Linked DNA regions of Homo sapiens: region 1 is linked to region 2. A link is an interaction called in ENCODE POLR2A ChIA-PET data of the cell type or tissue named here. Cell type or tissue: IMR-90. All regions are shown on one strand. Region 1 overlaps NCKAP1 (NCK associated protein 1). Region 2 has its middle 59 kb from the start of DNAJC10.

Evidence for each region. Peaks named below come from ENCODE experiments on the same cell type or tissue, not always from the same donor. Only the 100,000 strongest peaks of a DNase experiment are listed, where the experiment ranks them.
Region 1: POLR2A ChIA-PET joins it to region 2 with 9 read pairs; 2 of 35 experiments call an interaction of 5 or more read pairs at or near these places.

What each region holds. Positions count from the first base shown.
Region 1 is chr2:182,939,755-182,944,754 of GRCh38, reverse strand. It overlaps NCKAP1 (NCK associated protein 1), which reads left to right. Exons shown (of 31, transcript NM_013436.5): 24 at 2,592-2,685. Among named protein-coding and RNA genes, the nearest start is that of FRZB, 76 kb to the right of the region's middle. In IMR-90, no CTCF peak of the experiment used is centred here; a DNase peak (open chromatin) is centred at 2,664; H3K27ac peaks cover 829 bases.
Region 2 is chr2:182,654,602-182,659,601 of GRCh38, reverse strand. It overlaps a transcript of PDE1A not described here. Among named protein-coding and RNA genes, the nearest start is that of DNAJC10, 59 kb to the left of the region's middle. In IMR-90, no CTCF peak of the experiment used is centred here; no DNase peak of the experiment used is centred here.

The DNA.
Region 1 (5,000 bases), 290 kb before region 2:
TGATTCAATCTTTTTCTTTTTATCTTAAAGGTGATCTTAATTATTTTAGTTCCTGTTTTAGCCGAGGACCTTTTTGTTTTATAGGGTAATTTGTGTGCTAATTAAAGAAGTAGAGCTTTTTTATATTTGATGGTTGTGAATAAATTGTGTGTCAGACATAATCAACACTATGTACGTGTACTTATGGTGAAACATGTTTATTCCTTTCAGGAGAAGAAAGCAACCGTCTTTTTTTCTACGAAAATTCTTGGGTGTTTTATTTGGGGTTGTGCGCGTTGAGTCCATTTCTCCTTCCAGTCTGCCAAAAGAATTGTTTTGGCATTTTACAGATCAGTTCTTCTAGTTCTTCATGGGATCCTAAAGGACATTTTTTCAAATGAAGTAGGAAATTTAAATATGAATTTTGCCAAGAATTTAACACTTTCTTTTTAACACAATACCAACTAAATTATATCAAACTTTTTTTTAAAAAAAATCTTGATTTATTTCACTTGCTTTGTCTAAACTTATTCTAAACCATTTCATTGGTAATTCCTATTATTACTGCCAGCTTTCAGTTTATTCATCAGTGAGATTAATCAATAACTTTATAGAGAGCAAAAATAGTAAGCCAGCAAATAATTTAGGGTAATGGTTCACAAATTTTACTTCTCAGACCAGCAGAAGAAGCATTACTTTGGAGCTGGTTAAAAATGCAGGTTTTTGTTCTCTGTCTCAGACCTGCTAAATCAGAAATTCTGGGGCTGGGACCCAGCAATGTGTGTTTGTAAGGAGTTCTCTAGAGAATTTTTATGCGCACAAAAGATGGGGAACCATTTCTTTAGGGATTAAGAACATGGATTTTAAAGTGAGACATACCCGAATTCAAATTCCAAATTAACTGTTGAATATCACTGTAACTTTGGGCAAGTTATCCAACTTCTCTGACCTTAGTTTCCTCAGCTGTAAACTTGGAATATTACCTACCTTAATTGGATTATAGTAAATATGATTATAAGTTACCTTGTATAAGAGCTTAACAAATGGTTATAATTGCTCTTATTATTAAACATATATCAGTATTTCTGAAATGGTATGTATCTTATAGTGTTAGTAGTTGGGTTTTTTTTTTCCTTTTAGTGACACATAGAATAAGGTGCATTTTAAATTCGATGGTGTTGATTCACTGATATGTGATACGATGTTTAAAGTGCATGGTCACTATCAGGCTTGGGCATAGAGTTTGAGTGTGTATTGAATCCAGTTTTAGATTTGGAGAGTTTTGTTTTGGCCCAGAGAGAGCAGGCAGCCTAATCAGAGACCATAGAAGTTAAATTCAGCAAATAAATGTGACTAGAGCTTAACTTCTGATTAGCAGCATAATAAGAAACAATCTGAAGTAATAACATCAAGCAACCTAAACAAAACTTATACTAATGTTTTCAAAAAAAGTATTTTTATGGATTTTCTGTGTAGTTTTTTTCCCTTAAATCAGATGTTATCAACCTTTCGTTTGTAAAAAACACCATGGCACTTTATATGCTTGCTGCACCTTCCCAACCAGGTCTGCTGAATTGAAATAACCAAGAATGAAGCAATGGATATGTGTATTTGGAAAGAGCACCACAGGTGATTGTGATGTGTACAAGGGCTGAGAACCATTATAGAGAACAAAAGTAAAGAAAATTCTGATTTACAAGAACTTTGTAGAGATATAGAGATCAGAAATTAAATTATAAACTTCACTTACATTGTGAAAGAACTGGGAAGTGTGATAGTGGTGAACTTAGTGGTGAAAGCAGACCGCACAGGTAACTGCAACAAAGAGCAGAATGTCTCTCTCACTTCTCTCTTTGTTGTTTTAGAAACTCGGTTTATTGTTGTCTAGGCTTATCTCTGACAGAATGAAATTAATTACATTTGTGTTATAATTTTTAAATTACTTTGTAATGTTTCTTTTGAGGAGAACATTCTTCAATGAGTTATACTTTTCTTGAATAGTTATCCTTCACACCCTTCCCTTATTTATATCTCTTCCTTCTTTTCTCTTCCCTTTTCTCAGTGGTCTGTGAAAGAGGAGTAGATAGTTTATACTTCCATTTTATAATTTTTGTTGGGAAACATTACTATTATATAATCCCCATCAAGTGGTACCATACCATAACAAGTCATTCTCCCTCTACTTGTATGTATCCAGTAATACTCATTGTCTACAGGCATACTCTAGCCTGCCTTTGGCCAGGTTTAACTTTAGCTAGTTTTTTTGTTTCAGTTGGAATTTGTTGCTATGTCCATTTTAGTGTCTACTTTTTATTATTGATGCCGTTCAGCGTCTAAGTAAGCATAAGATGATTCTTTATCCTACTACTTACCTTTGTTGCTTTTCCTGAACTCCTTCCTTCTTGAATTTGTAAACTGAAGGGAAACACTAAGCTTATATAAATAATTTTCAGATGCTTTTATTGAAACAACAAAAAAATATATGTAGCATAGAGCGTCTGGATTTCATGAATTGTGTTTCCTACTTGCCAGATTGTAATTTCCAAGCATGCTCTTATCTCATTAACACAAAGAGGTCTGTGCCTGACCTAGGATCTTTCTTTTTTTTTTAGAAACTTGTGGTGGAGAATGTTGATGTGTTAACACAAATGAGGACCAGCTTTGACAAACCAGACCAGATGGCTGCACTGTTTAAAAGATTATCATGTGGGTAACTCATGATACTTTTTATAAACATAAGAAGATCTTGATACTCAGTATTTAGCTTTGGCTCAAAATTTGTAACATAAATACAAGTAGTAAATTATGAAAAGTACTCTTTAGCTTATGAAGAGAACTAGAACATTTTTGCAGTCAAAGGATCATATAAGTGTGTGTGTGGCTTATCTGTTTCACAATTTTTCTTAACCATACTCTTAGTCTACTATGTGTCGCTAGTTCATGAATATTACCAGTATCAATTTGGTTTTGAACCCATTAAATTTAATACAGTAAATCTACATTAATTTAGACTAAAAGGATTAGCTTCTGAGCCTGTTAACTTTCTAAAAATCAACTTTATACGTATAAGTTACATACAATAAAATGTACCATTTAAGCAAACGGTATTTTGGATTTTGACAGATGGATGCATTCATATAACCATTGCCACAGTCTAGATATAGAACAGTTCCATCAGTTTGAAAAATTGTTTGCTATCTCTTTGTAGTTGGTCTCCTACCCCAGTCTCTGGCCCCAGGCCAAACAACCACTGATCTTATTTCTGTCACTATAGATTAAATTTGTGTCTGGCCTCTTTCACTTAGCATAATGTTTTTGAGATTTATTCATCCATGTTGTTAAGTGATCAGTAATTTGTTTCTTTTTGTTATTAGCTAAGATTGATGAAAACCTGAACCTACAACTTAAAAAAAAATTGTAATGTCTTCTTGACATTGATTCTTTGTGGGAGGTATATTGTGAAATCACAGTGAATCTTAAGTATTAAAGTGTGTTCAAGCAGATAACTGTTTTAGATATACTTGATCTAATGTTATTTTCTTTTGCTTTTTTTACTTGAACTGTTAAAGTTACAATGAAAAATTATTTTAAAGTCATACTTCTTGGTTAATTTAAAAGCCTTCTCAACACTAAAAAAAAAAAATGAAATCCCAAATAAAATATTCTTTGTATTTGAGAAAGCCAGAGAACAAGTTTATGTTCCTAAACAAAAAATAATCCAGAAGAAAACTAAAGCCATACATGTATTTAACATACTTCATATTTGACATTTTTCTCTTAAATGCTTTAGAGAATCACTTTATTAGGCTATTTTATCCTGTAAAACTTATTTAATTCTTATTGAATAAAAATTAAAGATTACCTTATAGGACAGATCTGTGGTTGCCAGGACTATAAAGGGAAAGCAATGAGGGAGATTTTTAGGGTGATGAAACTGTTCACCATAGTGGTGATACAAATCTATCATATGTGTCATACGACACATATCACTGTGTGTTACATAGTGGTAACACAGATCTGTACATGATAACATTTGGGGCTGGGTGTGGTGGCCCAGGCCTGTAATCCCAGCACATTGGGAGCCAAGGCAGGCAGATCACTTGAGATCAGGAATTCCAGACCAGCCTGGCCAACATATTGAAACCCTGTCTCTACTAAAAATACAAAAATTAGCCAGGCATGGTGGCACATGCTTATAATCCCAGCTACTCAGGAGGCTGAGGTAGGAGAATTGCTTGAACCCGGGAGATGGAGGTTGCAGTCGGCTGAGATAGCACCATTGCACTACAGCCTGGGCGACAAGAGCAAAACTCTATTTCAAAGAAAAAAAAAATGGAGCTGTATACCAAAAGGAAAAGAAAAGGTCATTTTTATTATATGATACTTTAAAAAACAAAAAAATAGACGTGGTAGCATTATAGGGAGGAGTATGAATAAGTAGGAAATTAGTTTTTAAAACTCTCCTGATCTTTCTTTTGTTATTGTACATTGGTTTACTAGCTACTTATATTTTCTACTCCTTTATTCTTATTAGTTTTGTTTTTTTCATGTTTTCTCCCATTTTTTAATACTCATTTGACAACCCCATTGGCCTTAACCCTATTTACTTTCCTACTAACAGTCTTTTGACTGTTCCATCTAATTAGAAGCAAATAATCCGCTGCAGTGTTCAGTACTTTATTTAACTCTCATTTGTGGAATTGAAACAATGGAATTTGTTAAAATTCCAAACAGAATTTGCAAGTTTTCAAAATAAAATTCATAGTCGTTTGTCAAGATTCTGCTTACTTGAATTTTGTGTATAATAATTAATGGTGACTCATTACCTCTAACTCATTGGCCATTTTGGAATTGGCCAAAACCAAAATCTAAATTGTTGAATGTTAATGACCCATATAAATCAAATTTGTCTTTAAATAGAATTTATTAAATCTTTTCTATAATTTGGAAAAAGAAACGATTCACTTGAGAGTGACTCATTTAGGAGAGTAGAGAGAACTATTTTTTCAGCAATTGAACTG
Region 2 (5,000 bases):
GTAGAAAGAGTTTATAAATATATCTCATGTTTTCATAAAATAATAGAGACATAACTTTATAGAATTGGAGGGATATCATCTTATTTTGTGCAACTCTGAACTCATTTCAAAGAATGACTATTTCATTTACCTCAAGATTTATGTACAACTCTTTATGAATTGGTTTTATTTCTATTATGCCCTATCATTTATGTTTGGCATATGATTCTTGTCTGCTTCATGTTTTCCTTGTATTTTTATGAGGCTGTAAATCTTATTTATAAAGGGAACAAATGTAAAATAGTCCAGTTAACAGATTTATTCAAGGATTTCTCAGCCTTTCACACTTAGACTATTCCTTAACAACATTTCATTGTCTAGAGACAAATTTCCTAAGAAAGAATGAAAAAATATTCAGAATAGAAATATTCATGAGGTTTGGAGATTGATGAAGACATTCTGCTTGGCAAGAGGCTTTTGTTAAGTAGATGGAACTTACAAATAGAGAGATGGATGGTATAAGTGGGTCGATATCAGGTAACTTTTAAAATTTAATTATTTTAAATAGGTAATATAGGCAGATTATAAATTCAAATAGGTAAAAAGAGTGTAGTAAGAAATGAGTTTTTCTTTCAATTCCGTGTTCCAGTCCCTGTCAATAGTATGATGGCTTGCAGTGAGAATTTGCAGAAATTTCACCCTTTTTCAAAATGGGAAAAAAGATTTGCCAGTGTTTGAAAGTAATGGAATTTAAGAAGGAGTGGGAAATGGCAGTAAAGTGCACTTGTATGCATACAAAGAGAAACTTCTGGACATCTCATATCCAAAAGAATTTTGCCCTTGAACTGATAAAATGTTGAATGACTGAGAGAACTTATACTATTTGTGTACATGATTGCTATATTCAGCACAAAATGACAAACATTTCTCACTTATTGAGCTGCTTCTACCATGTTCTTGTTACGCTTATTAATAGAGTACCACTCCTTCAATCATCTTTACTTGGGTTAGTCTCTCAGTTACACTGTGGAATCCACCTATGCTATGTCATTATAGAATCACGATGCTGTGGGTAGAACTGCATCACTTAAAAAGATACGTTGAAGTGCAAACCTCTGGAACTTGTGAATGTGACCTTAGTTTTGAAACAGCATCTTCGCACATATAATCAAATTAAGATGAGGTTAAGATTGGAGTAGGCTCTAAATATAATGACCAGTGTCCTTCTAATAAGGCCATATGAGGGCAAAGGTGCACACAGAAAAATACCATATGATGGCTGGGACAGAGATTGGAGTGTTACAATTGCAAGGCAAGGAACATCAGGGACTGCCAGTGATCACCAGAATCTAGGAGAAAATCATGGAAGAGATTCATATGTAGAGCCTTCAAAGGAAACCAGCCTTGCTGATTCTTTGACTTTGGACGTCTAGCCTCTAGAAATGGGAGAATATTTTTCTGATATTTTAAGCCATGTAGTTTGTGGTACTTTGTTATGGCAGCCCTAGGAAACTAACACAGGAGGAAAGGCAGGAAGAAAAGTTTTTTTGTTTTTTTTTTTTTTTTTTTTTTTTTACTGAGAAGCTGTTTATGTGCTAGGTACTATGCGATACACACATTATGTCATTACTGTTCTTCTCACAACTGCCTTGCAGGGTAGATATTATTCCCATTTTATAGCTACAAAACCTCAGGCTGAGTAGTCTTAAATAAGTTTTCCAAAGTTACACAGTAAATGGTCTCTATCTGATACAGAAGCCATTATAACACATTATTGCTGATGATCTCTCATCTACAAAGGGACAGCTAAACTTAGAGATGTTTTTAGCCACCTGGGGCTTCCCACATGGTTGATTTTAGGAGAATTGGAAGCAAAAAATATACCTCCTACTAATGTCTAAAATTTCACTATTTTTCATTATTAATATTTATTTTTACAATGTAAATATTCCTAGAAGAAATAGCATATGCCCATGGAAACATAAATTTATCAGGTGTTTTTGTTATTTTTCTCTGATGTCACAGAAGCTCTACAGCTTAAGACCGTTGGATACATGATGAAAAGATGGGCATGGATTAGTGAAAGGTATAGAAAGAGAAGGTAGAGTAGCAATATAAAATAAATCCTGCCCACTTAGGATTTTGCTAAGGTCTGGCAAGTATTTTTTATATATTTGTTTATCCTTAATCACTTTTGTTGTTAGGGCTGACATCATCTTCACTGGAGATTTATATTTGTAATAGTGTTAAATATAAGGACTAAGTTGGAATATTTGGTAGAGGTAGGACAATAAAATGTATGTCTGACACATTACTTGGCTCAAGCAACTATTTGATATTCTAAATGCGGTTGAAAAAATTTAACGTAATATAGTTGTGTTGTTTGTTTTGGGTTTTTTTTGAGACGGAGTCTCGATCTGTCACCAGGCTGGAGTGCAGTGGCGCGACCTTGGCTCACTGCAACCTCCACCTCCCGGGTTCAAGCGATTCTCCTGCCTCAGCCTCGCAAGTAGCTGGGACTATAGGCATGCACCACCAAGCCAAGCTAATTTTTGCATTTTTAGTAGAGAGGGGGTTTCACCATGTTGGCTAGGATGGTCTTGATTTCTTGACCTTGTGATCTGCCCACCTTGGCCTCCCAAAGTGCTGGGATTACAGGCATGAGCCACCGCACCTGGCCAGTTGTGTTTTATTCTGCATATAATACATTTTTACTGTAAGGAATTTAGAAAACATAGATAAGAGAAAAGAAGAAAATGACTAATCACACCATCCTAAGTCTGGCCAAGCTCTATTTCAGTATGTGTTTTCAGGATCTATTGTATGAATACTTAAAAATTAAATGAGATAATACCAGCATGTAGTTTTGAACTATTGGAAAGTTTTCAAATAAAATAAAAATAAATGAAGGAATACAAATATGGTATGCCTAATACAGTTTAATGATTATTTGAATTTCTGCAAATAGGCTTTTCTTGTTTTAGGTACAGCTACTCATTGAAGACTAAGTAAAAGGACATTTTAAAGATTCGTTTCCATTTTCTGCAGAACTTAAAATCTCATCCCAGGGCTCAGAGTAGAGTCTGTCTTACTTTATTGGTCATCAGTCCATATTCCTGATACCTCATCCAGTATAGCTAAGTGATGAAAGTGATGATTTTCTTTTGCTCTTCCCATCTTTCCATTTTTATAGTTTCAAAGTGAAATTATCATAGAATGTGCATTATAGCTAAATCACAAGTTGGCTGCTTGACAAAAGTAAGATAGAGTCAAACCACTCAGATTTTTAGAGGTTTTGATTGTAATGAATGTTATTTTCATTACTATCAAATATAGATCTATACTTCATTTCTAAATCTGTACTTCATGTGTCTCAGAGGTCTTTTGGAAGAAAACTGATGTGTTGGTGCTCAGTGGAATGATGAGAACTCCTGGGGTAATGTGGTATCATGATGGCTAAGAATCTTACCTGTAGTGGATTGCACTTGCAACAGGTAGAAGGTAAAATACTGGCAGCTACAGTAATAGAATGATGTGGGGGAAATAATGACTGTATAATTGTCTGGCCTTTGCTAACTGCTTTAAAAGGCTTGATGAAGGACAACCACAGGGTCAGGTCAGCCAACCATCAATCAGGACACTGTGAAACCCAGCAGGCCTTCAAGGCAGTTTTTGAAGTGATCTTTATCTCCTGCAGCCAGAGAATAGATTGGGACTGGAATTTAATTGTGACAGTGGTCAAGTTGCAAAGGAGATGGAGTGAGAAGCCTTGGCAGGTTTCCTAAATTAGATTCAGGGCTCAGATCACGGAAACTTGAGAACTGGAATGAAGACATTTGGTGGATGTGCCAGAGAATTTTGAACCCTTTATTCTCCTGTGCTGTCAGAGGTGACCCCCACCTACTGGCTAGAGGAGAGTATCCTCTCCTTGCCGGGGAAAAAGAAAACTCTCCTGAAAGACCTCAACACAGGCAAATGCCTTGCAAAATAATGCATGTTTTCCTTCCTTCTCTCATTGTCTAGAGGCTAGAAATAAGGGTCAAATCTGAGCATTCCTTGAGGAGAAAAGTCTGGGAGGAATAGTTTACTCTTTAAAGGATGGCAGGATCTGGATAGGCTGTACCAACAGGAACTAGGTATGCAGGTGTGGAAATAGATCTTGTGGCCATTAGCCAGGGGCTTGGTGCAGAATATAAGGCTGGTAAGTGGAGAGTTTATTGACTTGGGTTCACCTTCCCATGACTCAAGATTTAACATCCTAGTGAAAACACCTGGAGTCCATCATAATGCCCTGCTAGGATGGCTCTTTGAAGCTAGTTAGAGAAGCCAGAACCTTTAGACAGAGTATTGAGGAATGGAGTTAGAAGCTCAGGGAAGTGGGCATGTTAGAATGGATTTATTATGGGAGACTAGAAAACTCTCATTCCTGCCTCTGTTCCCGGGGAGAGCCCTGATGACACTTCATTCACTAAAGCAATAAGGAATGCACCTTGAGGCAGACATTGGCATCTTCGAGAAGCTCTGTAGTTACTATCCTCTTTACGCTATGGTTGAGAGTTGGGGATTGGCATCTGTGGTTGCCTAGACAAAATAGGAATGATAGGATTCCAGAATTTCTGAGGCCAAATGGTGGTACCTTAGACAGGACAAATGAGCAAAAAGGCCAGATGAATAACCAGGAGGCCTTGACCCACTGGGACCTGTGGCAAGTGTTCATACATCATGGTGTTCCCAATAGAAGAGACATGGAAAGCCCATTAGAGGTACAGCTTGTTAACATCAAGAAATGGAAAAAAAAGAGTTGTGAACAGAAGACTGATGTCAGATGGGATGGTGGACAATGAATAGATTCCAGACTGAGCTAGAGAGATCTGAGCTAGTTCACAGAGCCAGAGCCCATTCATTGAAGGGAAGGCTAGGTTCACTTGAGGAGGGACCCTGAGAGGTTACTTCATGTGTATGCCATAAATATGTCTCCATTCCTGCCCCAAAAGGACTTAAAGCATATATCAGATTACATG